2 separate regions of the Homo sapiens genome follow, and region 2 is linked to region 1. A link is a loop called in an ENCODE intact Hi-C map of the cell type or tissue named here. Cell type or tissue: IMR-90. All regions are shown on one strand. Each heading gives the region's core, and the rest is flanking DNA. Links, peaks and the distances in the headings are about the cores only.

Region 1 (16,176 bases), core at 5,004-13,003:
GGGTTTTCCCAGATAAAGATGACTCATGAATTTCTTTGAATTATCCAGAGGGCATTTTAATTCAAATGGCCCCATCACTGCCTCGTCACCACTCCCACCAGCCATGCCAGGGGTCAGCCAGGGGTCACCTTGAAGACAAAGCCTCTCTTTGGGAAAGAAGCCTTTGAGGCCACTGTGGGGTGGCTGTGTGTCGGGGCGCCAGGTGGGAAGGCAGCTGGGGCCTGCCCAGGCTAGGGAAGAGAGCGTGGGGGTGTGGGGGATGAAGGAAGATAAAGATGGGGTAGCGGGAGGGAGCGGGGGAAGCTGGGCCTCCAAGAAGCACAGGCTGACTTGGGAATCCCATCTCAAACGTGCCTCACCCTGGTCTCCAGCTGTAGGAGCAGTGATAAGGATGAGGACAGGCAGGAGGGACTGAGATGAGATGAGAGCATTTGGAGCCTGGAGAGAGACCCCTGACACTGAGGGAGTGAGGTGACCTGGTGGTGGCTATTCCAGGCCAAGCACCTTTGTTCAACTGTCAAAAACTAGAAACAGGCCGGGCGCAGTGGCTCATGCCTATAATCCCAGCACTTTGGGAGGCCAAGGTGGGTGGATAACTTGAGGTCAGGAGTTTGAAACCAGCCTGGTCAACATGGTGAAACCCCATCTCTACTAAAAACACAGAAATTAGCCAGGTGTCGTGGTGCATGCCTGTAATCCCAGCTACTCGGGAAGCTGAGGCAGGAGAATTGCTTGAACCCAGGTGGCAGAGGTTGCAGTGAGCCAAGATTATGCCACTGCACTCTAGCCTGGGTGACAGAGCGAGACTCCAACTCAAAAAAAAAAAACCTGAAAACAGCAATAATGCCAGTGGTACCCAACACGGCTACAGGACTTGTGCAGTGCCAGGCATTGCTCAAAGAATTCACTCATTGAATTCCTGGTACCCAGGAAGTCTGGCCTCAAGCCTGAGCTCTGCCCCCGCTGAGCAGAACCCCTCTTTCTAAACCCCGGACACTGGGCTGGACACACAGCCTCTCACTCACCCCCACAGCTCCCCGGGGGCAGGGCACTGTTACCATTGTACAGACCAGGAGGCTGAGGCTCGAGATGGAGCCACCTGAAGTGGCAAGTTGGTAGCATTGTACCTCCAATGACTCACCAAAACGCCTGCATAAAAATCCAGGTGCAGTGGCACTCACCTGTAGTCCCAGCTACCTGGGAGGCTGAGGCAGGAGGAGCACTTGAGCCCAGGAAGTTTGAGGCCAGCTTGGGCAACACCATGAGCCAAAAATAAATAAATACAATACAGGTAAAGTGCTTGTGTATAGGCAGTGTGGTGCAGGTGTGTGTACGCCTGACCTAGGTCCCAGGAGTGACTAAGGGACACGCAGAGTGGGGCTCTCCAATCAGAAGCCCTCACTCTGGAATTGGTTATGGGAGGGTCCCTGGACCTCAGCATGTAATGCTTTGCTGTGGAGGCTGTCCTGTGTGTTCAGCAGTGTCCCCACACCAGGAGCACAGCCTGTGACAGCCTGGCACATCTCCAGACACTGCCACACGTCCCTGTGCTAAAGGCATCTCTTCGGACCTGGGCTGGAGGGTTCATTAACCCGTATGGTGGCTTAGGCATAATTTTCCATGGGCGAAATGAGTAGTATTGAAGACACTATGGTATTTGGTTGGCTACAGTATTGCTCGGGCACCTTCCCCTCACACGAACAGGTGTGGGACTCTGGCAGACCACACAGCCTGACACCTACGGAGCGGCCCTGGGTCTGCGGCTCCCACAGGGCCTCTGCCACTCCAGCCGTGACACACACACATGCTGTCACCAGCCTAGGATGTGCACAAAGCCTGTAGGTCTGAGACCAAGGACATGAGCTTGGAGGAGCTGGCTGGATTCCTCAGACCTCTGGGGCCCGTTTGCCAGAGCAGAGCCGAGACCTGCCTGAGACCTGCCTTCATTGCAACCCTGGCCCTGTGGCACGGCTGCAAGGGAGGAGAGACCGGGTGAAGGGCTGCTTCCCCTTTCCATCCAAAAACACACAAACAAAAGACGCCTGAGCTTGGTGAACACACGCACTGGTCAGGCTTAGCTCCATGCGGGGAGGATGTAAATTCAAACCCAGGTGGGCTGAACTCCAAAGCACTCTTCGGCCAACCACTGGTCACTGGAATGAACTGCCCCCAACCCTCTGTCATCTCGGGGACACAGACCCTGCCCCCCTCCGCAGGGCTGGACAGCAGAGCAGCTTCCCTCTACAAAACGGTCAAAAAGGCAAAGAAAGACTTCCACACCCTGCCGCTGCCTGGGAGAACCCTGAGCTTCCTTTCTGCAGTGACCTCTCCATTAGACGCACAGGCCCACGCATGCGCCCACGAACACATGTGAATTACTTCTAGGATCAGAAGGCAAAAAAATGTTCTTTAGGTCAAAGAAAATGTGTTATTATATAAGAGTAATGTATTCATTGTTATAGCAAGTTGTAATATGCACTTCTTTTTTTTTTTTTTTTTTGAGACGGAGCTTTGCTCTTTTTGCCCAGGCTGGAGTGCAATGGCGCAATCTCGGCTCACCGCAACATCTGCCTCCTGGGTTCAAGCAATTCTCCTGCCTCAGCCTCCTGAGTAGCTGGGATTACAGGCATGCACCACCACGCCTGGGTAATTTTTTGTATTTTTAGTAGAGACAGATTTTCTCCATGTTGGTCAGGCTGGTCTCAAACTCCTGACCTCAGGTAATCCGCCTGCCTCGGCCTCCCAAAGTGCTGGGATTACAGGCGTGAGCCACCACGTCCGGCTCACTTCTTTTTTTTTCTGAGAGAGAGACAGGGCTCACTCTATCACCCAGGCTGGAGTGCAGTGGTGGGATCACAGCTCACTGCAGCCTTGACCTCCTGGGTTCAAGCGATCCTCCCATCTCCGCCTCCTGAGTAGCTGGGACTACAGGTATGTGCCACTGCACCCGGCTAATTTTTTTAAAATTTCTTTAGAGACAGGGTCTCTCTATGTGGCCCAGGCCAGGGTGCAGTGGTGTGATCATAGCTCACTGCAGCCTCCAACTCCTGGACTGAAGCAGTCCTCCCACCTCAGCCTCATGAGTAGCTGGGACTACAGGTGTGAGCCCCACACCTGGTCCTATTTCTTATTGGAAGGGCCACTGCAGGCCAAGATGCTCGGTGCCCAGGGAAGTCATAGCACGGCCCTGCCCTTGACCCCTTCCAGCCATCCTGGGAATCTGTCCCCAGCCACCTCCAGGCCACAGGCTCCTTCCCCATCTCTTCCCCACCCAGGAGCTGTGTTACACAGATCACTTTAGCGTTTCCCACGCTAAACCACTGAAACTGAGGGTTTTATCTCCCACTCTCCTTGCTCCCAGTTCCGCATGGCCACTGGCCTGGCTGAGACAGAGCCGCTGGAAGTGCCCGGCAGGACCTCTCACTTGACCTTCAGCCTCTTACTTAACCCTCCCAATGCAGGGCGGTAGCCTCCACTGGGTCCTGTTCAGCCCCTACTCCTAGAAATGGTCTGGGGGGTAAGGGTGGGGCCCCCTGCAGAGCCCTTGGATGTGTGTTTGCGCCATGGCAGTAGTACACCCACCCCCTTCTGCTTCCGCAGAACCTGGCCGGCTCCTCCCCATCCCAGGGGGAGAGGCTCCTCCTGCTCCCACTTCCCTCCTTTACATTTGGCTACTACTCTTAGGGGTGGGGCTTTGTTTACTTTGCATTTTCCTGATTCCTAATGAGATTAAGCACATTTCCTTAGGTTTACCGGCTTCCCAATCTCCTCTTCTGGGAATTTTCAGTGCCTATTCCTTTGTCCAGTTATCTGCCTTCTTCTTCTTGATTGCTGGGAGCGGCTGATAAATCCTAGATGACCATCCTTTCTCAGTTTTCTCCCAGCCCCTCACCTTTTAATCTTAAATTGTTCTCTGTGGGTGTGTGTGTGTGTGTGTGTGTGTGTGTGTGTGAGAGAGAGAGAAACAGGGAGAGAGATACAAGCTTCAAATACTTATGTGGCCAAATCCGTCACAGGTTTTCCTTCTGTGTTTTACAATTTGGAAACTGCTTTCTGGTCTCTAAGATTAAGTTGCTAATCTGTTAACCACTGGTGTTTAATTCCCTGGGGGAGAAGCTTGTCTTCCCAGCCAGGCTGCAAAGTCCCCCAGGGTATGTCTCCATCTCCCCCCTCCCCCCATGAGGCCTTAGTCAAGAGATTCCACTGCTCCTCAGAAATACCGTGAATTTGTCCCCTCCTTCCTGCCTCCACCCCTGCTCGCCAGGACCAATCTCTGCCTCCCTCTCACCCTCTGCCCCACATGATTACCACAGTGATTTAAAAAAAAAAAATCCATCAGAGGCCAGGTGCTGTGGCTCACGCCTGTAACCCCAGCACTTTGGGAGGTCAAAGCGGGCAGATCACCTGAGGTCAGGAGTTCGAGACCAGCCTGACCAACATGGAGAAACCCTGTCTCTACTAAAAATACAAAATTAGCCGGGCGTAGTGGCACATGCCTGTAATCCCAGCTACTCAGGAGGCTGAGGCAGGAGAATTGCTTGAACCCGGGAGGCAGAGGTTGCGGTGAGCCGAGATTGCACCATTGCACTCCAGACTGGGCAACAAGACCGAAACTCCATCTCAAAAAAAAAACCCAAAAAGAATAGAAAAATGTCCATCAGGGCTGGATGCAGTGGCTCAAGCCTGTAATCTCAGCACTTTTTTTTTTTTTTTTGAGATGGAGTCTCGCTCTGTCGCCCAGGCGGAAGTGCAGTGGCTGGATCTTGGCTCACTGCAACCTTTGCCTCCAGGCTCCAGTGATTCTCCCGCCTCAGCCTCCCAAGTAGCTAGGACTACAAGTGTGCACCACTAGGCCAGGCTAATTTTTGTGTGTGTTTTTTTTTTTTTTTTAGTAGAGTTGGGGTTTCACCATCTTGGCCAGGCTGGTCTCAAACTCCTGACCTCAAGTGATCCTCCCGCCTTGGCCTCCCAAAGTGTGGGGATTACAGCTGTGAGCCACCATGTCTGGCCAAATCCCACCACTTTGGGAGGCCGAGGTGGGAAGACCGCTTAAAGCCAGGAGTTTGAGACCAGCCTGGGCAACACAGAGAGACCCATCTCTACAAGAAGTGAAAAAAAAAGTTGGGCACATGTTCTCAGGACCCCCTGAGGCTATGTCTTGGGTCATGGTCACTCATAAATAAATTGTTTTAATTAAAAATAAATGTTGAAAAATTAGCTGAGCATGGTGGTATGTACTTGTAGTCCCAGCTAAGGCAGGAGGATTTCTTTCTTTCTTTCTTTTTTTTTTTTTTTTTGAGATGGAGCCTCACTCTGTCGCCCAGGCTGGAGTGCAGTGGTGCAATCTCGGCTCACTGCAAGCTCCGCCTCCCGGGTTCACGCCATTCTGCCATTCTCCTGCCTCAGCCTCCCAAGTAGCTGGGACTACAGGCGCCCGCCACTGTGCCCGGCTAATTTTTTGTATTTTTAGTAGAGATGGGGTTTCACCGTGTTAGCCAGGATGGTCTCGATCTCCTGACCTCGTGATCCGCCCACCTCAGCCTCCCAAGGTGCTGGGATTACAGGCGTGAGCCACCGCACCCAGCTGGGAGGCTAAGGCAGGAGGATTTCTTGAGCCCAGGAGTTCAAGGCTGCAGTGAGCCAGGATTGTGCCACTGCACTCCAGCCTGGGCAACAGAATGAGACCACATCTCTAAAAAAATTTAAAAATAAATAAAAAATAAAAATGTCCCTTAGTTTGTCACTATATTGCCCAGGCTGGTTTGGAACTCCTGGCCTCATGTAATCCTCCCAGCTCAGCCTCCCAAAGCGCCGGGATTACAGGCATAAGCCACTGCACCTGACCCCAACCGAAAATTCTTAAGGCACATTTTTGACACTAAAAACAGTATTTTATAACTGCTAAAATAGATATGTTAATTCTAGTCTTTTCTTGTGCACAGAAACAAATTACCACTTTAGTTTCTCAAGGAGCACATGTATACATGTTAAATGCATTAATTTGTTTAATATAAACATGAAATACTTTTTATAACCTGGATTGGTACATATTTCTTTTCTTTTCTTTTTTTTCTTTGAGGCAAGATCTGGCCCTATCACCAGGCTGGAGTGCAGTGGTGCAATCTTGGCTCACTGCTACCTCTGCCTCCCGGGCTCAAGCAATCCTCCCACCTCAGTCTCCTGAGTAGCTGGGACTACAGGCATGTGCCACCATGACCGGCTAATTTCTGTTTTGTTTTTTTTTGTTTGCTTTTTTTTTTTTTTTTTTTTTTTTTTGTAGAGACGGAGTTTCACCATGTTGCCCAGACTATTCTCAAACTCCTGGGCTCAAGCGATCCTCAACCTCAACCTCCCGAAGTGTTGGGATTCCAGGTGTGAGCCACTGCACCCAGCCCTTTTATTTATTTTTTATTTTTTATTTTTTTTTTTTGAGACGGAGTTTCGCTCTTGTCACCCAGACTGGAGTGCAGGGGCGCAATCTTGGCTCATTGCAACCTCCACCTCCGTGGTTCAAGCAGTTCCCCGGCCTCAGCCTCCCGAGTAGCTGAGATTACAAGCACACGCCACCAAGCCCAGCTAATTTTTTTGTATTTTTAGTAGAGACAGGGTTTCATCATGTTGACCAGCCTGGTCTCAAACTCCTGACCTCAGGCAATCCGCCTGCCTCAGCCTTCCAAAGTGCTGGGATTACAGGCATGAGCCACTGCGCCTGGCCCCCATTTCTTATTATACAGTAGTTTACAAAAAAATCCCAGCAGCCAGCTCCAGAGAGGCCTTGTTCTGTGGTGTCTAAGGATGGAGCCCAGGCAGGGACGGCCAAAAGCTCGCTACCCCTGCCCAGGAAGGCAGGAGCACCGTTGTGTCCCGTTCCTATCCCTCAAAAATAAATCACAGCCAGCTCATGTCATAGGACAGAGCCTGTTCGCAATCCATCCTGTGTCTGCGGATTCTCCCAGGTCTGTAAGGCAGCAGGGAGATGCGGCCTCTCCCACTCCACCCAACACGTAGCCAGGGCGAGGTGGGGCCGGGGGAGAGGCTGACATTCAAAGGCATCTGAGTGGTAAGAGGTGAGCGAGTGAGGTGAATGGGGACTACGTTAGAAGGACCCTACGTTAGAAGGGTGAGGCGCTAGGGCCATAGCCTAAGGGCACTGGGAACCCTGTGGGCATGCGCAGTTCAAGCCCATCCCCGCTCCCTCCAGCTGCTGTCCATCCCTGCCACACCTGACCATTTGCCTAACCTAGATCCTTCCTGTCTTGCATTTCCTCAAGCATCCGGAGCCCAGGACTGCTGAGTCAACCCTCTGGAATGCCCACAACTCCCCACAGGCCAGCCGGCCTTGGGACTCCCGCACAGCCACGTGAGCCGGTGGAGCCGGGTCTGTTTGCTAGTGGAGGCTGTTAACAGCACGGGAAGTGGTCAAGGGTTCAACAAGAGATGAGCCATCTGGTCCTCCAGAGGTAAACAATTTACAAGAGACACATCAAGCCGGCCTGCTGTTCTGGTTTTTCTTTTGACAGTGAAATATGCAGTTTCTTTTTCATCCTGGTGCCTATTGGAGAGGGAGACTGTTCCAGGCACTCTGACCCCAGCTAAAGCGCCTCCCTGGGGCAGGATCTATGCAGGGAGGCAGAAAAGTCAGATTTTTTTTCACATCTTCTTTGTTCCATTCCCAGGACTGAGCAACTTCATGTATTTATGTATTTATTTATTTATTTATAGACAGGTTCTCACTATGTCGCCCAGGCTGGAGTGCAGTGGTGCGGTCACAGCTCACTGCAACCTCAATGTCCTAGGCTCCAGTGATCCTCCTGCCTCAGCCTCCTGAGTAGCCGGGACCATAGGTGTGTACCACCATGCCAGGGGAATTTTTGTATCTTTGGTTAGAGAAAGGGTTTTGCTGTGATGTTGCCCAGTCTGGTCTCAAACTCCTGAGCTCAAGCGATTCACCCTCCTGGGCCTCCCAAAGTGCTGGGATTACAGGTGGGAGCCACTGTGCGTGGCCCAGGACTGAGCAACTTTAAGTCAGATGGTTAACCTACATCATGAGGAAAGTGGATTTCCTCCCAAAGGAACAGACTTATTTTCTAGAACCCAAAGCCTTGAATTTCAAGAACCTTTAGCCTTAAATCCATTTCCTGTTGGAAGCAGACCCCCTCCTGGTCTCCCCAGGTATTGCAACCCTGCTCTACCAGCCACTATAAATGCCCACACAAAAGGAACAGGGGCTCCATTCCTGATGCTCAGAGTGGAGTCACTAGATTCTCAAGCATATGAGATATGTATGTGGCCTAACAGCCTGAAATAAACAGCTTGTGCTGGGATTGTAATTCTAGAGTTTCCAAAAGTGTTGCAAAATATTCCAGGCAGACACTAAAGTTTGTGTACTACAAGCTGTTTATTAATTAATTTCTTATTTGCCAAACATTCTTGCTTGGGTCTACTGGGAGATGATTTCGTTGGGAATGCATCTCCAATTTTGTAATAAAGATCACCAGGGAAAGAAGGCTTGCTTCATAGGGGCTCATATTACAGGAAATGTGGCTAGCATAGGTAGTTCCCATAAGAAAAAGGACAGTACTAAGTTTTGAGCTCATGTGAAAAAGAAAAGGGGGCCGGGCGTGGTGGCTCACACCTGTAATCCGCACTTTCGGAGGCCGAGGCGGACGGATCACTTGAGGTCAGGAGTTCAAGACCAGCTTGGCCAACATGGCAAAACCCTGTCTCTATTAAAAATACAAAAATTAGCCAGGCGTGGTGGCGGACGCCTGTAATCCCAGCTACTTGGGAGGCTGAGGCAGGAGAATCACTTGAACCCGGGAGGCGGAGGTTGTAGTGAGCCAGGATCGCATCACTGTACTCCAGCCTAGGCGACAAGAGCGAAACTCCATCTCAAAAGAAAAAAAAGAAAAGTGACGTCTGGGGACCAGGATTTTGGGACTCTTTGCAGACATGCCAATAACCTGTGAGATACACACCCACAGACTGACACAGAGGTGAGCAGAGGCCTTGGAGTCAACAGAAGTTCAAGTCTAGCCTTTGCCTCATTCTCTTTTTTTTTTTTTTTTTTTTTTGAGATGGAGTCTTGCTCTGTCACCCAGGCTGGAGTGCAGTGGCGCAATCTCGGCTCACTGCAAGCTCCGCCTCCCGGGTTCACGCCATTCTCCTGCCTCAGCCTCCCAAGTAGCTGGGACTACAGGCGCCCGCTACCATGCCCGGCTAATTTTTTGTATTTTTAGTAGAGACAGGGTTTCACCGTGTTAGCCAGGATGGTCTCGATCTCCTGACCTCGTGATCCACCCGCCTCGGCCTCCCAAAGTGCTGGGATTACAGGCATGAGCCACCGCACCCGGCCACCTCATTCTCACTATGTGACCTTGGACAAGTCACTTATCCTCTTTGAGCCTCCAGTTCCTCATCTATACATTGGAAGCCACTGAAATTATCTTACAGTTACTTTCAGTTGCGAGGACTTGCTCTTTTTCTCTTCATTAAAAGGAAAACACAAAATATAATTTATAGCTTATCCTACCACTTTGTGCTGCTAAGGTTAAAATCCAGGGTAGTGGCCAGGCGCGGTGGCTCATGCCTACAATCCTAGCATTTTGGGAGGCCAAGACGGGTGGATCACCTGAGGTCAGGAGTTTTAGACCAGCCTCACCAACATGGAGAAACCCCATCTCTACTAAAAATATAAAAATTAGCTGGGTGTGTTGGTGGGCACCTGTAATCCCAGCTACTCGGGAGACTGAGGCAGGAGAATTGCCTGAACCTGGGAGGCAGAGGTTGCAGTGAGCTGAGATCATGCCACTGCACTCCAGCCTGGGTGACAATAGCAACACTCCATCTCTAAAAAAAAGAAAGAAAAAAATCCAGGGTACTCTATGGTTTCCTGGGGCTGCTGTAAAAAAAAAAAAAAATACTACAAACTGGGTGGCTTCAAACAAGGGAAACTTATTGTCTTGCAGTTCTGGAGGTTAGAAGTCCAAATCAAGGTGTCGGCAGGGCCATGCTCCCTCTAAAGCAGCGGTCCCCAACCTTTTTGGCACCAGGGACAAGTTTTGTGGAAGACAATTTTTCCACTGACCAGGGTGGGGGTTGGGTGGGTGGTTTTGGGGTGATTCAAGTGCATTACATTCATTGTGCACTTTATTTCTACTACTACATTGTAATATATAATGAAATAATTATACAACTCACATTCCATAATGTGGAATCAGTGGGAGCCCTGAGCTTGTTTTCCTGCAACTAGATGGTCCCATCTGGGGGTGATGGAGACAGTGACAGATCATCAGGCATTAGATTCTCATAAGGAGCATGCAGCCGAGATCCCTCGCATGCGTAGTTCACAATAGGGTTCGTGCTCCTGTGAGAATTGAACGCCTCCACTGATCAGACAGGAGGTAACACAAGCAATGGGGAGTGGTTCTAAATACAGATGAAGCTTCGCTTACCTGCCTGCTGCTAACCTCCTGCTATGTGGCCCAGTTCCTAACAGACCATGGACAAGTACAAGTCCATGGCCCAGGGGTTGGGAACCCTTGCTCTAAAGGATCTAGGAAAGAATCCTTCCTTGCCTCTTCCTAGCTTCTGGTGATGGCTACCAATCCTTGGCATTTCTGGTCTTGTAGCTGCATGACGCCAATCTCTGCTTCTGTTGTCCCATGGTGCTTCCCAGTGTCTCTGTCTTCACAGCTCTTCCTCTTCTTATAAGGATATGACGGTATTGAATTAGAGGCAGGGCACAATGGCTCACACCTGTAATCCCAACACTTTGGGAGGCCAAGATGGACAGATCACCTGAGGTTAGGAGTTGGAGACCAGCCTGGCCAACATGGCGAAACCCCGTCTCTACTAAAAATACAAACATTAGCCAGGGGTGGTGGTGGGTACCTGTAATCCCAGCTACTCGGGAGGCTGAGGCAGGAGAATCGCTCAAACCCAGGAGGCAGAGTTTGTAGTGGGCTGAGATCATGCCATTGCACTCCAACCTGGCTACAGAGCAAGCCATCTCAAAAAAAAGAAAAGATGTAGGCCCCTGGGAAGGATGCCTGGCACACTCAGAGGTGGGACAATGGTGACAGTCCTGACACTTTCCCTCTGGAGAGCATGGACCCCTGGTCTTGGCCATGCAGCCAGGCCTGGCCCAGCCTGCCTGTCCCCCACCCCCACCCACAGGGACTGGGCCCTTCCTGCCCAGGAACTATTCTGATTCTGCAGCCCTCAGGCTTTATTGCTTTTCCTGCTTAATGAGGTGAGGTTCGCTCAGCCCAGTGGCAATTCCTGTAAAAGCCATTTGGATGACCCAATGGGGTGAGTTTACAGGGAAGCGCTCCCTGAGGGCTAGGCTGGCTGGAAGCAGATACTTTGCCCCCTTCCAAGGACGGTAATGAGGTTTGAGGCTTCCAATGGGGGCAGGGGATGATCTGGGCGCCAAAAGCCCTGGCCTGGGGTCAAAAGATCTGGGCTCCAGCCCCAGCCGGGCTAACTAGGCAGTCTCCTGTCTGAGCTGTACTCCCCTCATGGGTGAAATGGGGATACAGGCACATACTTTATAGCCTGCAGTCTGTGTGTAACAGAGAACCATAAGCTGGTGGGTCGGGGAGTGGGGCTGGGGGTTATTTCTCATGGTTCTGGAAGCGAGGAGTTGGAGATCAGGGTGACTGCATGGTAAGGTTCTGGTGAGGGCCCTCTTCCAGGTTGCAGACTATGGTCCTCTCATTTCATCCCCACGTGGAGGGAAGAGGCAAGAGAACACTCTGGAAGTTATAAGAGCACTAATCCCATTAATCCCATTCACCAGGCCTCCACCCTCGAGATCTATTCACCTCCCAAAGGCCCCACCTCCTAATCACAGCACGGGGGTTTGGGTTCAACATAGGAATTTTTTTTTGAGATGGCATCTCACACAGTGTTGCCAGGCTGTAGTGCAGTGGCGCAATCTCTGCTCACTGCAACCTCCACCTCCCGGGCTCAAACAATCCTCCCACCTCAGCCTCCTGAGTAGCTGGGACCACAGGTGTGCACCACCACACCTGGCTAACTTTTTGTACTTTTAGTAGAGACGAGATTTCACCGTGTTGCTCAGATTGGTCTCAAACTCCTGAGCTTAAGTGATTTGCCCACGTTGGCCTCCCAAAGTGTTGGGATTACAGATGTGAGACACCACATCCAACCTCAACATATGAATTTTAGAGTGACCCAAACATTCAGTCCATCACAGTCTCCTGCAGGATTACAGATGTATAATCAGTCTGTAATCCACAAAGTTCTAAGCAAAGGAAAAGAAGTACCAATATCACTATTGCTATTGTTATTATCAGCACCCAAGACCTTCCCCAGTCTCAGTGAGTGGAATATTAAGATGATCCCAAAGACGCTCGACTTCTCTAACCCGTAATACTCACAGGTTCCACCCCTTTGATTGTGGGCAGAACCTGTGAATATTATGATCTGACTGCCATGGTTACCTTATATGACAAAAGGGAGATTAGCCTGGGTGGGCCTGACCTAATCAGAGAGCCCTCAAACAGGACTGGCTTTTTGTTTTTTGTTTTTTTTTTGAGACCGAGTCTCGCTCTGTCACCTAGACTGGAGTGCAGTGGCATGATCTCAGCTCACTGCAACCTCTGCCTCCCGGGTTCAAGCAGTTCTCCTGCCTCAGCCTCCTGTTGGCTCTTACTGGCCAAGGAGATTCAAAGTATGAGAGGGATTCAGCGTGAGAGAGATTTTCCATTGCAGGCTTTGGAGGTGAAGGTGGCCAATACAGGAGGCCTCTAGAAGCTGAAAGCAGCCCCCCAGTGACAGCTAGGAAGGAAATGGGGACCTCAGTCCTATGGCCACACGGAACTGAATGACCTTGGAAGTGGATTTGTCCCCAGATCCTCCAGACAAGAACTCAGCCGGACCAACATCTTGCATTTCAGCCTTGCGATGAGCAGAGAACTCAGCCATGCCAGACTCTGGACCAACACAGCTGTGAGCTCATACATGGATATTGTTTTAAGCTGCTGGGTCTGGGATCATTTGTTACACAGCAATAGAAAACCAATACATACTCTGTCAAGGAAGCCTGAGAATGGAAGGCCCCTACTCAATCTACCCTCCCACTATAGTCTGGTGGTTAGAGACAAGGGCTCTGGAGTCAGATGGAACGGTGTTCGAATCTTGGCAATTCCATCCACTGGCTGTGGAACGTTGTCCACACTCCCTTCCTCACCTCTTATATCCTCGGTTTCCTCATCTGTGAAATAGCAGTGGAAATAAAATGCATGGAAATCATCAGAGCAGGGTATGCATCGTAAGGACACATAGTAATAGCTCAAGAAACACTGTATATGTTAAACATTAGAAACGAGCTGAGAACTAACACCAATGCACCTGTGTTCTTCAATGCACTGCCTACACACCAGAGAAGAGGGGGAGGAGCCCAGATCTGCTGCTCTGGGAGCTACAGGCCAATTAGGGAATCAGGAACCTGAACAGAAAACCACAACTTCAGGGAAAGTAGATGGTACATGTGTTATGTTATTGTGGACATGGCGGGGCAAAGACAAGACCTTAGGTCTTTGAACTCCCCCTCGGAGTCTGGCACAGGCCTGAGTGGAGCTCCCTCCTCAAGACTTCCTTTGCACTGGCTTCCCTGAGGAAGCATTTGCATTTAGGGTTCTGCTGTGGAACCTCTTTCTCTTGATCTACATGAAGCCTGAGGCCAAGGCCTTACACCTGTAAGGGAGGAGGTGGCCCTGGGCCCAGGAAAAGGGTGGGTCCAGTCTCCCAGTTCTGTCCCTGGCATGTACTCTCCCCAGGCCTATCCCACCCCCAAGTCCTCCCAGGCTCCAAACCCTGAGGCCCCACCGACTGTCACTCAAGAAATCACCGAGGCTGGGCATGGTGGTTCATGCCTATAATCCCAGCACTTTGGGAGGCTGGGGCAGGTGAATCACTTGAGGTCAGGAATTCAAGACCAGCCTGGCCAACATGGTGAAACCCCATCTCTACTGAAAATACACAAATTAGCCAGGCGTGGTGGCGGGCGCCTGTAATCCCAGCTACTTGGGAGGCTGAGACAATAGAATCGCTTGAGCCTGGGAGGTGGAGGTTGCAGTGAGCCGAGATTGCAACACGGCACTCCAGCCTGGGCGACAGAGAGAGATTCTGTCTCAAAAAAAAAAAAAAAAAAAAAAAGAAAAGAAAAGAAAAGAAAGAAAGAAAAGAAAAGAAAAAAGAAATCACCAAGCCCTCTCTATACCCATAAGCACAGCCTTGACCGAAGTCCTGACGGCTGAGCATGCAGCTCAAATCCCTGGGGAGATACCACTGCACATACACGAGGGCGGTCGTCATCCAAAAGACAGACCACAGCAAGCGCTGGAGAGGATGTGGGGCAACTGAAACCCTGGTACGCTACTGGTGACATGTAAGAGGGCGCAGCTGCTTTGGAAAACAGCTTGGCAGTTCCTCAAATGGTTAAGTATGAAATTAAGCAAATGGTTAAATGTAAATACGACCCAGCAGTTCCACTCCTAAGTATACATCCAAGAGGAATGTTAACATATGTCCACGCAAAACCCATACACAGACATTCAGAGCAGCATTACTCATAGTAGCCAAGAAGTAAAAACAGCTCAAATATTTATCAGCTGATGAGTGGGTAAACAAAATGTGGGACAGCCATACAAAGGGACACTATAGGGCCATATAAAAGGGACCAAGCCCTGATGCATGCTGTGAGACAGATGAACCTTGAAAACGGTATGCTAAGTGAAAGAAGCCAGAACCAGCAGGCCACAGAAGGTATGGCTCCACGGACAAGCAAGTCCAGAGCAGGCAAATCCAGAGAGACAGAAAGTGGATCAGTCATTGCCAGAAGTTGAGGGAGGGGAGAATGGGAGTCATTACTAATAGGTATGGGGTTTCTTTCTGGGGTAAAACTGCTCTGGATTTAGATAGTGGTGATGGTTGCACAGCTTTGTGAATATGCCAAAAAAAAGAAAAAAACACTAAATTGTATACTTTTTTTTTTTTTTGAGACAGCCTCCCTCTATTACCCAGGCTGGAGTGCAGTGGCACAATCTTGGCTCACTGCAACCTCTGCCTCCTGGGTTCAAGCGATTTTCCTGCCTCAGCCTCCTGAGATTACAGGCGTATGCCACCACACTTGGCTAATTTTTTTTTTTTTCGAGACAGGGTCTCCCTCTGTTGTCCATGCTAGAGTGCAGTGGTGCCATCTTGGCTCACTGAAACCTCTGCCTCCCGGGTTTGAGCAATTCTCCCACCTCAGCCTCCCAAGTAGGTGGGACTACAGGCATGCACCACCCACTTGGCTACTTTTTGAATTTTTTTGTAGAGACAGGGTTTTGCCATGTTGCCCAGGCTGGTCTCAAACTCCTGGAGTCAAACAATCCATCCGCCTCGGATATTTCTCACTGGCATAATCAGTGCTGAAAGATCATTGAAAAGGGGCTTGCATGATCCAGAGGTCACTGTTATTTAATGCGCTCTCCTCATCTCCTGCAGGTTGTGACTTCAATATACCCTCTCATGAGACCTTTCCTGGCCCCTTATCTGTAAGTGTGACCACCGGGACCCCGTCTCCCAATTCCCTCTTCCTGCTTTATTTTTCTCTTTAGCATTTAATACCATCTGACATTCCAAACATTACCTTGTCCTTGTCTGGTGTTTGTCACCCCAACTAGAAGTGCTAGGGGGCAAGTACTAGGAAGCAGGGTTTTTTCTTTTTCTTTCCTTTTTTTTTGAGATGAAATTTCTCTCTTGTCTCCCAGGCTGGAGTACAGTGGCGCAATATCGGTTCACTGCAACCTCCACCTCCCGGGTTCAAGTGATTCTCCTGCCTCAGCCTCCCAAGTAGTTGGCACTACAGGTGCCTGCCATCATGCCCAACTAATTTTTGTATTTTTAGTAGAGATGGGGTTTCACTCCGTTGGCCAGGCTGGTCTCGAACTCCTGACCTCATGACTCTCCCAGGAGGCAGAGTTTTTTTTTTTTTTTTTTTTTTTTTTGAGATGGAGGCTTGCTCTGTCACCCAGGCTGGAGTGCAGTGGCGCAATCTCGGCTCACTGCAAGCTCCCAGGAGGCAGAGTTTTTGTCTGCGTGGTTCACTGCTAAGTCCCCAGCACTAAGAGGACAGGACCTAACACATAGGAGGCACTCAGC
Region 2 (16,176 bases), core at 3,019-11,018, 58 kb after region 1:
GATTACTTGAGCCCAGGAGTTTGAGACCAGCCTGGGCAACATAGCAAGACCCCCATCTCAACAAATACTTTTTAAAAATTAGCCGGGCAGCCAAGCACGGTGGCTCACACCTGTAATTCCAGCACTTTGGGAGGCCGAGGCAGGCAGATCATGTGAGGTCGGGAGTTCGAGGCCAGCCTGGTTAACATGGTGAAACCCCGTTTCTACTAAAAATACAAAAACTTAGCTGGGGTGGTGGCACGCACCTGTAATCCCAGTTACTCGGGAGGCTGAGGCAGAATTGCTTGAACCTGGGAGGCAGAGGTTGCAGTGAGCCGAGATCGTGCCACTGCACTCCAGTTTGGACAACATGAGGGAAACTCCATCTCAAAAAAAAAAAAAAAAAAAAAAAATTAGCCAGGCATGGTGGCACGTGCCTATGGTCCCAGCTACTCAGGAGGCTGAAGTGAGAGAATCTTGAGCCTGAGGAGTGGAGCCTGCAGTGAGCTGTGATGGAACCATGCACTGTAGCCTGGGTGACGGCAAAACCCCGTCTCAAAAAAAATTTTTTAAAGGAAGAAATACTCCAGTGGGAGACAGACATATAAATAAGGACCCACGGCCAGGTGTAGTGTCTCACACCTGTAATCCCAGCACTTTGGGAGGCTGAGGCGGGTGGATCATTTGAGGTCAGGAGTTCAAGACCAGCCTGGCCAACATGGTGAAACCCTGTCTCTACTTAAAAAAATATAAAAATTAGCCGGGCAGTGGTGGTGTGCGCCTGTAATCCCAGCTACTGGGAGGCTGGGGCAGGAGAATCGCTTGAAACCAGGAGGCGAAGGTTGCAGTGAGCCGAGATCACGCCACTGCACTCCAGTCTGGACAACAGAGTGAGACCCTGTCTCAAAAAAAAAAGAAAAAAAATAGGGACCCACAAAACCAAGTGCTCAGTGCAGGGGCAGAGCAGTAGAGGCAGGGGGATGGACCTCTGCCTTTGAGGACCAAGGGGGTATCGCAGGAAATTATGTCAACAGGGTCTTGAAGGATGAGAAAACAGAAAGCTTCCCCGATCTTTCTAGATTGATACTCTGACCTGGCCCTCAAGGGAGGGCCATGCCCGGCAGCTTAAGGGTCCTGCAGAGCCTTTTGGTCTCTGACCCCAAATCCACTGGAACAATCTCAGTCCTTTTAAGGTGCCAGCCTCTCTCCTGTGTCCTGTGGTTCCCCCAGCCTGGATCTCTGTAGGTCCCACCCACCTTGCCTTTCACCTGGTTAATACCTTAACTCAACCCGCTGGAATCCAGCTAAGGAGTCTCAATCTCCCACAGCCTTCTCCAAGCCCCCACTCTGGGCACAGTGCTCCTCTACCAAGCATCCTGGCTGCCCCATCAGGGCAGAACTGGGTGAGCACATGGACCCTGGAGTTCCATCCTGGCTTCTCCGCTTCTGAGCTGCATGACTTTGGGCAAGTAACTTGGCCTCTCTGGGCCTCCATTTCCTCATCTGTAAAATGGGGATGACAACAGTGCCGCATTGCGCTGCTGTGAGCATTAGGTGAAATAATACTTGGCTTCTCGATGTGTATACAGACCAGCAGATTGGGCATCCCCTGGGAGGTTGCTGGTGCAGCATCCCAGGCCCCACCCCGGAACTACAGAACCAGATTCTGCAATTTTTTTTTTTTTTTTTGGAGACAGAGTCTGACTCTGTTGCCCAGGCTAGAATGCAGTGGTGCGATCTCAGCTCACTGCAACCCTCTGCCTCCCAGCTTCAAGCAATTCTCCTGTCTCAGCTCTCAAGGAGTAGCTGGGATTACAGGCACATGCCACCATGCCTGGCTAATTTTTTTGTATTTTTAGTAGAGACAGAGTTTCACCATGTTGGTTAGGCTGGTCTCAAACTCCTGACCTCAGGTGATCTGCCCGCCTCAGCCTCCCAAAGTGCTGGGATTAAAGGCATGAGCCGCTGTGCCCGACGTCTGCATTTTCTCAGGATCTCTAAGTGATTCACATACATGTTAAATGTGACAAGCACTGAAACATTATATGTAAAATACTGAGACTGCCTGACACATACTTGGCTCCTATTAAATGTATGTTGTTGTTATCATCATCATCATCATCATCCCACAGTATTGCCTGTTTTCTCATCCTCCTCCACCTGAGAGGAAAGACCACAGAGGGAGCATTTAAGCCAGCCCTAGTCAGAGGAGAATCACCAATCCCAGTGGTCTGAACATGAATGCCTGCAAACCTTGCCACCAAGGGCTACAGTACTCTGTGTCACGACTGCCATGGGCACCACGGCATCCTTGTGCCTAGAGTGGAGGGGGAGCTTGATAAACGCTGCGTGATTTTAAGTCATTTGTCTAATTCACATGGAAAAGCCAGACTGGAACCAGGCAACATCACTCTTGGCTGAGCCCTTTTGGACTCATTACTTCCCAATGCTCAAGCATCCTTTGGATGAAGAGCAGAGACAGAGCCTGAGTTTGGGGAGAGGATTAGGGGATGGTGCTTAACAGAAGGAAGAGTCTCCAAACCTATTCTACTTGGTAAAATCCATCATTTGCCTAAGGATAATGGCACAAAAATTCTCCCCCATGATCAACCCCATCTACCTTCTGCCCTGATGAGAATGGTCAGATTGCTGGAGTCTTTCTGGAGATAAATATTCTAATCCATCACTACTAGGCGTCTCCGCTACTCTCATCTTCACCCATCCTGAGCCTCATTTCAGGCCCCTTTGATCCCATGTGACTAATCTATCAGATAGAAGTCGGTTCTGTGGAGCTGGTGAGGCCTTTGGAATGACAAGCTCTCCCTCTGGCCTCAACAAGGACCGTAAACCTTGGTTCAGCCGAGGAATGAATCTGCCCTGAAATCTGGGGGCCTTATCAGTTTTGGAGATTAGCAAAGGCCGAGTCCTGACCTGAAAGAAAATCCCAGACACTCGCCACACTCCCTTTGGGACTCTGCAAAGTCAAATTTTTTCAGAAACCAATTCCAGTTAAGTAAATAGTTTCTGCACATGAGTGCCCACAGGGTTCCTCAGAGGACCTGACATTCTCCACTTGGTGACTGTCATTTCCTTACAAACACAACATTGAAAGCGATCTTTGCATTCCCAAAATGATTCCGCCAGCTGAGGAATTCTACAATTCTTCTTGAGTTCAAGGCTGCCACTTTATTTATTGTGTGCTTTTATGACAACAGCCCCTAAATGCATCCTGTATGATTTGATAAGGGCCTCTTGGCCCCACTGCCCCCATCCCATGTGTGTCTTTCTTTGCCACAAATTTCCAGCACACTGTTCAAATATGTACCACCTAAATTGAACCCTCATGCTGGGAGCACTAATGGGACGCCCCTTCAAAGCGACTTTCTGTAACCCAACAGTTTACATGTTGCTGGAAACAATGGACTTAAGCACACAATTTATTTGTGTTGGCTGGTTTCATGCTGGTTGGAATCTGCTTTGGGGGGAAAACAAACTCTGCATCTGTTTAGATTTATAATTTATATTGAAAGCACAAATACCTCATAATAGGGCTAGAATGAGACCCAGTTATGGGCAGGAGTCACCATATATGCTGGCTTTGTTCTTTCATGAATGCACTAAGAGATTACAAACTGCCTTTTTTTTTTTGGAGACGGAGTCTCACTCTGTCACCCAGGCTGGAGTGCAGTGGCACAATCTCAGCTCACTGCAACCTCTGCCTCCTGGGTTCAAGCAATTCTCCTGTCTCAGCCTCCTGAGTAGCTGGGATTACAGAGGTGTATACCACCACGCCCGGCTTTTTTTTTTTTTTTTTTTTTTATTTTTAGTAGAGACGTTTTGCCATGTTGGTCAGGGTGGTCTGGAACTCCTGACCTCAAGTGATCTGCCCAACTTGACCTCCCAAAGTTCTGGGATTACAGGCGTGAGCCACCGCGCCCAGCCGACAAACTGCTTTTTATAATATTTAAGCCATCCTCTTTATTCCCCCACGCAACCCGCCGCCTCCATCCCTGAGAAACATCTGCGGCAGGGGCCGTGCCCTGCCTGCCTGCCTGCCCTCTACACAAGCACTCTGATCTGGCTCTTTTCCCTGCTGCCCTGTGGAGGGGCCTACTTTGTGCATAGTCCTGGTACCCAACATTTGGGGGCTTCCCGGGGGGGCCAGCCACTGTTCTTAGTGGCTTGCATCAACTACCTCACTCCATCCTCACCACCCTCCCAAGCAATGGCATCCCCATGATCAGGGATTCCTCCATGATCAGGATGAAACTGAGGCACTTTCCCAAGGTCCCACAGCTTATAAGTGACAGAGCCAGGATTCTAACTCAAAGGGTCTTGCTCTAGAATCCATGCTCTCAAATCTTAGGTGCTTTTGCAGCAAAATCTACAGAATAAGTAGCTGGATTGCTCCATTGCCTTGACTTTTCATTGCAGTTGAGTTGGAAGAGAAATAAGGCAAGTGGCAAGAAAATAAAATATCATGCTTAAAATAAAATATCATAACCACTAAAGCAAAATGAGATCATGCTTCCCAAACGAAACCAAACAAGACCAAAACAAAATCTGGAACAGAACATATTCACCTGAGTGCAGTGGCTCACACACCTGTAATCCTAGCACTTGGGGAGGCCAAGGCAGGAGATTGCTTGAGGCCAGGAGTTTGAGACCAGCCCAGGTAACATAACAAGACCCCCATCTCTACAAAAAATTTAAAAATTAGCCAGGCATGGTGGCACATGCCTGTAGTCCCAGCTATTTGAGAGGCTAAGGCAGGAGGGTTGCTTGAGCCCAGAAGGTCAAGGCTGCAGTGAGCCGTCATCGCATCACTGCACTCCAGCCTGGCCAACAGAGAGAGACTCTGTCTCAAAAAAAAACCAAAAGGGCCGGGCGCGGTGGGATTACACACCTGTAATCCCAGCACTTTGGGAGGCCGAGGCAGGCGGATCGCCTGAGCTCAGAAGTTCAACACCAGCCTGGGCAACACGGTGAAACCCCATCTCTGCTACAAATACAAAAAATTAGCTGGGCATGGTGACATGCAACTACAGTCCCAACTACTCAGATGCTGAGGCAGGAGAATCACTTGAACCCAGGAGACAGAAGTTGCAGTGAGCCAGGATCGAGCCACTGCACTCCAGCCTGGGTGACAGAGCAAGACTCCAGCTCAAAAAAACAAACAAACAACAACAACATCAAAACCCTAATCTTCTTCACCTTCTTCACCTCCATCTTCAGGCCCAGACAAAGAGATGCCAAGACCAGAGGGGAGGCTCAGGCTCCCAGAGGATCCTCCATCTGTAAGAAAGAGCCACAGGTTTCAGGACAAGGGGCAGAAGAGCGTATTCCAGGGAGCTTGCTGCCTGAATCACTACAAGCAGCGTCCCAGTAAACAGGCCTCCTGGAACCCGTGCATGTGCCAGTGCTGCCTCTCTCATCAAAGGTGAGCCTATCTCTCCAACCACCTGCAGCAGGTTGGCACTGTGACATGCTTTGACACACAGATGAGGTGGAAGTGACTGTGCACCACTTTGGAACCAGGCCTCCACTTTGCACCTTCCACCTCTGTTTTTACTTTTTTTGGAATTTCTTCTTTTCTTTTTCTTTCTTTTTTTTTTTTCAGATGGGGTATTGCTCTGTTGCCCAGGCTGGAGTGCAGTGGCATGACCATGGCTCACTACAGCCTCAAACTCCTGGCCTCAAGCAATCCACCTGCCTCAGCCTCCCAAAGTGCATTAGCTACCATGCCTGGCCTGTTTATTGGAACTTCAAGACCACAAATGGGAAAGAAGCTGGGCTAGCCTCCTGGAAGGTGGAAGCCCGGCTGGGCACGGTGGCTCACACCTGTAATCCCAGCGCTTTGGGAGGCCGAGGCAGGCAGTTCACCTGAGGCCAGGGGTTCAAGACCAGCCTGGCCAACATGGTGAAACCCCATATCTACTAAAAATACAAAAATTAGTCGGGCATGGTGGTGCATGCCTGTGGTCCAAGCTACTTGGGAGGCTGAGGCAGGAGAATCACTTGAACTCGGGAGGTGGAGGTTGCACTGAGCTGAGATTGAGCCACTGCACTCCAGCCTAGGCAACAGAGCGAGACTCTGTCTAAAAAAAAAAAAAAAAAAAAAAAAAAAAAAGTGTGAGCTGAAAGAGCCGGTGAAGTGACCCATTGCAAGAGGAGGGAAGAATGCTTGAGGCTGAGGGGAAGAACCTGCACAGGTGGTTCTTACCAGGAGGGGTTAGGGGAATCTAGAATCTGGCTCCATTTTACATATAAATACAGAGCACTTTTTGCATAGTTTTAACAAACACTAAATTTTCCTGGAATGCAGTGACCATGTAAATTGAGAGAGGCCTGTGCTTAACTTCGTTCAGGAATTCACCAAGCACTGTTCACTGCTCTGGAGTAACAGTCCTGGCAGCAACTCCACCCAGCCGCAATGCCCCACACCTGGATCTTTCTGCAATGGTCGCTGTCACCTGCAAAGTGTTTCCACCTGTGAGTTCAAGCACCTGGATACTTCATTAGAACTTCCAGCATTAAAGTACATCTGATTTGATTATAAGTGACCTACCATTTAATCTCCTCGATTTTATAGTTTGAGAATTACACATAGATGTTTTCATGATCTGAGTATGTAGGTTATATTATTTATGAATTTCATTTCAGGGTAGACAAGGAGGCACTAGGTCTGGTAGGGCTGAAACCACAGGCATCTTCAAGCACCTCCTTTGGCTGTGTGAGAAGATGAACCAGGCTGACATAAGAACTAACAAGAGGTATGGAGTTAGAGCTCAGAGGGCCAGGAGATGATGTCAGAGGAGGATGTGGGGAAATCAGAGCCCTCATGCACTGCTGGTGGGGATGCAAAACCATGCAGCCACCATGAAAAATAGTCTCCAGATTTTCAAAAGTTTAAACATAGAATACAATTTTTTTTTTTTTTGAGACAGTCTCATGCTGTCGCCCAGGCTGGAGTGCAGTGACAGTCTCCACTCATTGCAACCTCTGCCTCCCGGGTTCAAGTGATTCTCCTGCCTCAGCCTCCTGAGTAGCGGGGATTACAGGCATCTGCCACCACATCCAGCTAATTTTTGTATTTTGTTTTAGTAGAGATGGGGTTTTGCCATGTTGGCCAGGCTGGTCTCAAATTCCTGACTTCAGGCGATCCACCCGCCTCAGTCTCCCAAAGTGCTGGGATTACAGGCGTGAGCCACTGCGCCCGGCCCATAGAATACAGTTTGAACCAGCAATTCTACTCCTAGGTATATACCCCAGAGAAATGAAAATATATGTTCACATAAAAGCTTGAACACAAATGTTCATAGCAGCATAGTCATAATAGCCAAAAAGTGGAAACAACCAAAATCTTCATCAACTAGGGAACGAATAAACAAAATATGGTCCATCCGTACAATGTGATGTGATTCAGCCATCAAAGTATGAACTACTGGCCGGGCACGGTGGCTCATGTATAATCTCAGCACTTTGGGAGGCTGAGGCGGGTGGATCACCTGAAGTCAGGAGTTTGAGACCAGGCTGGCCAACATGGTGAAACCCTGTCTCTACAAAAGTACAAAAATGAGCCAGGCATGATGGCAGGTGCCTATAATTCCAGCTACTTGGGAGGCTGAGGCAGAAGAATCACTTGAACCTGGGAGGCGGAGGTTGAAGTGAGCCGAGATCATGCCATTGCACTCCACCCTGGGTGAGGGAACGAGACTGTGTCTCAAACGAACAACAAAAAAAGTATGAACTACTAATACATGCTACAATGAATGGGGATGAATCTTGAAAACATTTTGGTAAGAACAGAAGCCAGACACAAAAGTCCACCTCTTGTAAGACTCCAATTATATGAAATGTCCAGAATAGGCAAATCTAGAGAGACAGAATGTAGAGGGGTGGCTGCCGGGGGCTAGGGCTGGGGATAGTGGGGAATGATAGCCAGTGGGTCTGGGGCATCTTTTGTAAGTTACGAAAATGTTCTGGAATTAAATAGTGATGATAGTTGTAGGACTCTGTGAATCTAAAAACCACATCCAAAGCTGGGCGTGGTGGTTCATGCCTTTAATCCCAGCACTTTGGGAGGCTGAGGTGGGAGGATCCCTTGAAACCAGCCTGGGCAACAGAGTAAGACCCCATCTCTACAAAAAAATTAAAAAATTAGCTGAGTGTGGTGGCATGCACCTGTAGTCCCACCTACTTGGGAGGCTGAGGTGGGAGGATCACTTGAGTCTAGGAGGTTGAGGCTGCAGTGAGCCATTATCGAGCCACTATACCCCAGCCTGGGCAATAAAGCAAAATCCTCTCTTAAAACGAACAAACAGCTCACACCTGTAATCCCAGCACTTTGGGAGGCCGAGGCAGGCGGATCACGAGGTCAGGAGATCAAGACCATCCTGGCCAACACGGTGAAACCCCGTCTCTACTAAAAATACAAAAAAATTAGCCGGGCAAGGTGGCAGTCACCTGTAGTCCCAGCTACTCGGGAAGCTGAGGCAGGAAATAGGAAATGGCGTGAACTTGGGAGGCAGAGCTTGCAGTGAGTGGAGATCGCACCACTGCACTCCAGCCTGGGCGACAGAGCGAGACTCCGTCTCAAAAAAAAAAAAAAAAAAAAAAAAACACATACGAAACCAAAAAGTGCATCTGTAAATTTAAAAAATTGTAAAAAAAGGAAAACAAAAAAGAGGAATCACTGAACTGTACAATTTAAAGGGGTGAATTTTATGGCACGTGAATGATATGTCAAAAAGCAAAGATGAAGCTGCAGAGATAAGGAGGGCACACCTAGGCTAATCTGGAGCCATTGAGGGCTTTAGGCATCACAGTGGCAATACAGGTTTGCGTTTTAGAAGGATCACTGTGGAGGATGAACTGGAGATGGGCAAAAACAGACAGCTTTAAAAGGTGACGAAGGGGGCCGGGCAAGGTGGCTCACGCCTGTAATCCCAGCACTTTGGGAGGCCGAGGTGGGCAGATCATGAGGTCAGGAGATCGAGACCATTCTGGCTAACACGGTGAAACCCCGTCTCTACTAAAAATACAAAAAAATTAGCCGGGCGTGTTGGCGGGCGCATGTAGCCCCAGCTACTCTGGAGGCTGGGGCAGGAGAATGGCGTGAACCCGGGAGGCGGAGCTTGCAGTGAGCGGAGATCGCGCCATTGCACTCCAGCCTGCGCGACAGAGCGAGACTCCACCAAAAAAAAAAAAAAAAAATGGTGATGAAGGGTGAGGCATTTGGAACAAGCCCGGCTTTGGGCTTGAGCAGCTGGTGGAGGCGGTGCCATTCACAGGAATGTTGGCAGCATCGTGTTGGGAGCAGTTTGCACTAACTTCTGTAACAGAGGTGCAATCACATACAGGGTTGATAAGATAAGAGCTGCGGCTGGGAGAAATTACTTCTGACTTTTGGCATCCGGGAAGGCATTTGGAAGAGGTGGCATTTAAGCAGAACTTTGCAGGTCAGCATAGGGCATACAAAAATTCGAAGGGCAGCCTAGGAAGAATGAGTTGCACCAGCATAGGTATGGGGGCTAGGAAATGCCCAGGTCTGCTGGGATTGTTTGGCCAGGTAAGATGAGAAACAACAATTATGATAACAAAACTAACCAAAAAGCATATCCTTCCATTTTTCACAACCTCTCTGTGAGGCAGTAGCATCTTTTAATAGGAGCCAAGATTCAAAGGAGTCCAGGTGACATACCTAAGGTTACACAACTATGAAGGGGCTGGCCAGTTTTGTTTATTTGTCCATTTTAAGAGACAGGGTTGGCTGGGCGCAGTGGCTCATGCCTGTAATCCCAGCACTTTCCATTTATTCTCCTCGAGGCGGGTGGATCACTTGAGGTCAGGAGTTCGAGACCAGCCTGGCCAACATGGCGAAACCCTGTCTCTACAAAAATACAAAAATTTCCCGGGTGTCATGGTGGGTGCCTGTAACACCAGCTACTCGGGAGGCTGAGACAAGAGAATCGCTTGAACCCAGGAGGCAGAGGTTGCAGTGAGCCGATATTGCACCACTGCACTCTAACCTGGGCAACAGAGCAAGGCTCTGTCTCAAAAACAAAAGAGACACGGTTTTGCTCTTTTGGCCATGCTGGAGTACAGTGGTGTAATCATAACTCACTGCAGCCTCAACCCCCCCAGGCTCACGTGATCTTCTCACCTCAGCCTCACGAGGAGAGGGATTACAGGCATGCACCACAACACCAGCTAATGTTTAAAAAAATTTTTTTGTAAAGATGGGCTGGGCACGGTGGCTCATGGCTGTAATCTCCACACTTTAGGAGGCCTACACAGGTGGATCACCTGAGGTCAGGAATTTGAGACCAGCCTGGACAACCTGGTGAAACCCTGTCTCTACCAAAAATACAAAAATTAGCCAGGCATGGTGGCATGCGCCTGTAGTCCCAGCTACTCAGGAGGCTGAGGCAGGAGAATCGCTTGAACCCAGGAGGCAGCTGGAGATCACACCACTGTACTCCAACCTGGGTGACACAGCAAGATTCCATCTCCACAAAAAAAAATTTTTTTTTTTTTTTGAGATGAAGTCTGGCTCTGTCGCCCAGGATGGTCTCGAACTCCTGGGATCAAGAGATCCTCCAGCCTTAGCCTCCCAAAGTGCTGCGATTACAAACGTGAGCCACCGCACCTGGCTGCTGGCCAGTTTTTAATCTCAGGTCTGTTTGAAAAATAGGTACACAGGTGAGTTCATGCCAACTTGTGGCTTGCAGACCTTATTTTTACAGTTAATAAAGTCATTCTTCCTCTTGAACTAGAAAACACTCTTCTCTGCATCTCTGTTTTGTATTACACATTCCAATCTCTCTCATCTTTCAATACGTTTTCTTGAGGGAGAAATTGTGTTCACTGTTTGGGAAATGTAATCTGCTCTACACAGGAGATGATTAAGGACTCTTGACACTTATATGTAGGGATGGAGAGTATGTATATTTTAGGTGCCAGAGAAACCATAATCTGTGAACAATATATCAATTGGGGTGATGACAGCTGCTTAATATTAAATACGAGATGTGGGTTCTTTCTGCTGCTTAACCTCCCTTACTTTGCTCTGAGCAATAACCATCAAAAACAAATACATATTCGTTGAATTTTTGTTTCATTCTGTTTGCATTCCAGCTGTTGAGATATAATCCTTTTTATATAATACATTTTAAAAAAATATTTGAATCTTTACCTTGTGGTTTTAACAGCCATGGAAAAAGTCCTGGCTGGGTGCAGTTGGCTTAATGCCTGCAATCCTAACACGTTGGGAGGCCAAGACAGGCGGATCACTTGAGCTCAGGAGTTCGAGACCTGCCTGGGCAACATGGTGAGACCTCCCTGGTGTCTACAAAATATTTAAAAATTAGCTGGGTGTGGTGGCACACACTTGTGGTCCTAGCTACTTAAGAGGCTGAGGTGACAGGATTGCTTGAGCCCAGGAGGTAGGGGCTGCAGTAAGCCATGTTTGCACCACTGCACTCTAGTAGGCAATAGAGTGAGACCTTTGTCTCAAAAAATAAAAATAAATAATAGGCCGGGGGGTGGGCGGCTCACACCTGTAATCCCAGCACTTTGGGAGGCTGAGGCAGGCAGATCACCTGAGGTCAGGAGTTCGAGACCAGCCTGGCCAACATGGTGAAACCCTGTCTTTACTAAAGATACCAAAATAAAAAATTAGCCAGGTGTGGTGGCACTCCCCTGTGATCCCAGCTACTCTTGGGAGGTTGAGGCAGGGAATTGCTTGAACCCGGGAGGTGGAGGTTGCAGTGAGCCAAGAACTCGCCACTGCCCTCCAGCCTGGGCGACAGAGTGAGACTGTGTCTCAAAAATAGATAAATAAATAAATAAATAAATAAATTTAAAAAATAATAGATAAAAAGGCTGATTTAAGGGCCCCATCCCAGGCCCAGTGAATCCAAATGTCCAGGAGAGATTGTTGTGTTTCTTGTTGTCGTTGTTTTGTTTTTGTTTTTGTTTTTTTGAGACAGGGTCTTGTTCTGTTGCCCAGGCTGGATGAAGTGGCTCGAATATGGCTTTCTGCAGCCTGGACCTCCTGGGCTTAAGCGATCCTCTCGTCTCAGCCTCCCAAAGTGCTAGGATTAGAGCCATGAACCACGGCGCCCAGGCTACTCTGCATCCTGACCAAACCTTAACATGGAATCTGTGTTATTTTTGTGGCTGACACCACCAGTGCCATTTGTTGGTTCCCTCTTTGCCAGATAAAGGTAAAGTTGTGTCGTGCTGCCTTGGGTCTGGGCCAAGGTAGTCTCGGCCTCTTAGAACCATATAGATTTTGACTGATCACCCCATTCACTCATAAGTGCAGACTACATGCCAGAACTATTTTGTTTTTGTTTTGAAACAGGGGCTCGTCGTGTCACCCAGGCTGGAGAGCAGTGACACAACCTTGGCTCACTGCTGTCTCAACCTCCTGGGCTTAAGCAATCCTCCTGCCTCAGCTTCCGGGGTAGCTGGGACTACAGATGCATGCCACCATGCGTGGCTAATTTTTGTATTTTTTTGCAGAGACTGAGTCCCTCTAAGTTGTTTAGGCTGGTCTTGAAATCCTGGGCTCAAGCAATGCTCCCACCTCGGGGTCCCAAAGTGCTGGGATTATAGGAGTGAGCCACTGAGCCCAACCAAAACTATTTTAGATACTGGAAATAAAGCAGGAAAAAAACTAAGTGTATGTCTTTCACAGAGGGCTTCGGGGAACTTAGGTTCTAGCGGGGAAGACAGACAAAGCAAGTAAATATGTCCAGAATCTGTCCTGAAGCAGAGAGCTGGGGGCTTGAGGGAGTGGCAGAGGCAACTTCGAAGGACCTGAAGGAGGGAAAGGGTGTGGGAGCTAGATTGCATAAAGGAGGAAAGATCACAGGAGATGGAAGGCTATTGTAAATTTAGCATTGACTCTGAATGCGATAAGAAGCTTTCAAAAAGCTTTGACCGGATGAGGGACACCATCAGACAGGTTTTACCAGAATCCTTTCTGGCTTGTGCAGAATCAACTGGAGAGGGGAGGGTAGATGTGGAGAGACCAGAGAAGAGTCTACTATAATAGTCCAAGCGTGAGATGGTGGTGGCTTGGAACAGGGTAGAAGATGTGGACGTGGTGAGAAATAGTTGGATTCTCGGTATATTTTGGAGGTCAAGCCAACAGGACTGGATGTTGAGGGTTGAGAGAAGTGAAGGAGTCAGGGATAATTCCTTTATTATTTTTATGATTTATTTATTTACTTATTTTTATTTATTTTATTTTATTTATTTATTTATTTTTGAGACGGAGTTTCGCTCTTATTGCCCAGGCTGGAGTGCAATGGCATGACCTCGGCTCACTGCAACCTCTGCCTCCCGGGTTCAAGCGATTATCCTGCCTGGGTAGCTGGGATTACAGGCACCTGCCACCATGCCCGGCTAATTTTTTATATTTTCAGTAGAGACGGGGTTTCACCATGTTGGCCAGGCCGGTTTCAAACTCCTGACCTCAAGTGATCTGCCTGCCTCGGCCTCCCAAAGTGCTAGGATTACAGGCATGAGCCGCCACACCAGGCCTGATTGATTGATTGATTGATTTTGAGACAGGGCCTCCATATGCTACCCAGGCTGGTCTCGAACTCTTGAGCTCAAGTGATCCTCCTTCCAAAGTGTTGGGATTATGGGGTGTGAGCCACCACACCCAGCCTGGGGATAATTCTAATGGTAGTCATCTGCAAGATACAACTGCAAAGATGGAGCTGTGATCTGCTTCTTGATGAAGAGGGAGGTGGGGAGTTCAGTGTGGACCATGTTAAGTGTGAGATGCCTACTAGACAGAAATAATGGAAGGGCCGAGTAGGCAACTATATATGCACGAATGGAGTTCAGGGGAGAGGCTGGGGACAGAAATATCAGTGTGAAGGCCACCAGCACACAGGTGGTATTGAAAGCCATGACCTGGATGAGATCACCTGGAAAAGAAGTCAAAGAAGAGAAGAGGTGCTTGGACAAGGAGGTCCTCAGCATTCAGAAGTGGGGGCCAATCACAGCTTCACTCCTTGGCTGGGCACTATGGCTCACGCTTGTAATCCCAGCACTTTGGGAGGCTGATGTGGGAGGATCGTTTGAATCCAAGAGTTGAAGACCAGCATGGGCAACATAGCAAGATAGTATCTCTACAAAAAAAATTTAAAAATTAGCCAGGCATGGTGGCATGTGCCTATAGTCCAAACTACCTTGCAAGTTGAGGTGGGAGGATCGTTTAAGCCTGGGAAGTTGAGGTTGCAGTAAGCCATGATCATGCCATTGCACTCCAGCCAGGGCAACTAGTGAGACCCGGTCTCTAAAAAAAAAACAAAACTTCACTCCACAGATGGGGGATCTGAACGTGATCAATTTAGTCACCAATCTCTGGACCTCCTTTGGTGTGCTGAGAGTGGAGGAGAGCGGAAAGAGAACTGGATTTACGTCCAAAAGACCTGCCCTCTGTCATTTACTGTGGGACCCTAAGCACAGCATTTCACCTCTTGGGAAATGCTGTGGAAACCAAAGGTGGGGGGTTGGGGCCAGAGCCTGGAGACCTTGGAAAGAACTGAGTACTATGCTAAGGGAGGGGGAAGGGAGGGGGCAGGGCAGGTTGCTGCCCCTGTAGCCCTCAGCAGAGGCCTCCTGTAACTCCTCTGGATGTGGCTTTTAGTTCTGGCAGGAGGTGATGAGTGTCTGACCTGGGGATGCTGTTACATGCTAACAGGGGAAGACCAGCATGTTAGAGGTTGTTTTTTTGTTTTGCTTTGTTTTGTTGTTTTGAGACATGGTCTCACTCTATCGCCCAGGCTAGAGTGCAGTGGCATGATCATAGCTCATTGCAGCCTCCACCCCCTGGGCTCAAGAGATCCTCCTGCCTCAGCCTCCCAAGTAGCTGGGACTGCAGGCATCCACCACCATGCTGGTTAATTTTTGTATTTTTTGTAGAGACAGGGTTTCGCCATGTTGCCCAGGCTGGTCTCAAACTATCCGCCTGCCTCAGCCTCTCAAAGTGCCAGGATTACAGGCATGAGCCACTGCGCCTGCCTGTGTTAGAGGTTTAGAATCAGGCAGCCACTTGAATATGGACAGTGACGGAGAAAGAGGGTTCAAAATAAAGTTAGAGTCCTGGATGACTGGAGAGATAGTGGTGCTGTTATCAGAGATGGATTACATGGGAGATAGAGCAGTGGAAGACAAATGATAATACTTAGGACACAAAGAGTTCAGAGAGGGATTAAAGTGTAGGGAGTGTCCATGGAATTTTGGTACATGGCCACTTCTTGTCCTTAAATAGCCTCCAAACCCACAGAAACATTATCTTTCCATATCACCCTAAAGACTGTGCAGCAGTGATGAGTAAAATGACTCTGACCTCAATTAAATCAAAATTCTAGGAATACACCAGCTCCTTTGGAGTTTCTTACTAACGCTCCTTTCTCTGTCTCTGATTCCCCACTTGCAGCTCAGACAGTGCCCTCTGTTGGAAACCTCAACCACAAATCCCCGTCCTCGACTCCATGGCGAGAAGGACCTAGAAGGAAACAAACACCTCCCAGGAGCCTTTCACACACATTGTTCTCATTTTATCCTTGCAGTTGCTTGGTGAGGTTACTGTGTCCAACCTGGGCAAACTGAGGCAGCTGCCCCAATCACAGCCAGAGCGGAGCTGAGATCGGAACTCAAGGCGGCTGCCTTCAAAGCTTGTGCTTCACTCCCTCTACCTAGCTGTAGCTGTAGGATGATTTGACAAGGGACTTGAAGATACAATCTCAAGGACAGAGGTTTGTTTTTTTTTGTTTTTTTGTTTTGAGATAGAGTCTCGCTCAGTCACCCAGGCTGGAGTGCAATGGTGCGATCTCGGCTCACTGCAAGCTCTGCCTCCCGGGTTCACACCATTCTCCTGCCTCAGCCTCCTGAGTAGCTGGGACTACAGGTGCCCGCCACCATGCCTGGCTAATTTTTTTTGTATTTTTAGTAAAGACGGGGTTTCACCGTGTTAGCCAGGATGGTCTCGATCTCCTGACCGCGTGATCAGCCCGCCTTGGCCTCCCAAAGTACTGGGATTATAGGTGTGAGCCACCGCGCCCGGCTACTGTTGATTCTTTTTTGTTGGTTGGTTGGTTGGTTTTTGAGACAGAGTCTCGCTCTGTTGCTCAGGCTGGAGCGCAGTGTCCCGACCTCAGCTCACTG

What was found. Hi-C counts contacts between places; a loop is a spot of excess contacts. Peaks named below come from ENCODE experiments on the same cell type or tissue, not always from the same donor. Only the 100,000 strongest peaks of a DNase experiment are listed, where the experiment ranks them.
Region 2: it touches region 1 in a loop (2.4-fold over the local background); 5 of 110 quality-filtered maps call a loop at or near these places.

Annotation. Positions count from the first base shown.
Region 1 is chr20:50,638,427-50,654,602 of GRCh38, forward strand. The region is part of intron 1 of RIPOR3 (RIPOR family member 3); the gene reads right to left. RIPOR3-AS1 (RIPOR3 antisense RNA 1) reads left to right here and starts at 7,045. Exons shown (of 3, transcript NR_111906.1): 1 at 7,045-7,067; 2 at 7,272-7,460. RefSeq lists enhancers at 1,782-2,477, 6,072-6,653. In IMR-90, for the core only: CTCF peaks have their summits at 7,587 and 8,161; DNase peaks (open chromatin) are centred at 7,385 and 8,455; H3K27ac peaks cover 3,366 bases.
Region 2 is chr20:50,698,409-50,714,584 of GRCh38, forward strand. No RefSeq gene overlaps it. Among named protein-coding and RNA genes, the nearest start is that of RIPOR3, 15 kb to the left of the region's middle. RefSeq lists enhancers at 5,298-5,799, 5,800-6,299 and a cis regulatory region at 12,788-12,976. In IMR-90, for the core only: no CTCF peak of the experiment used is centred there; a DNase peak (open chromatin) is centred at 6,763.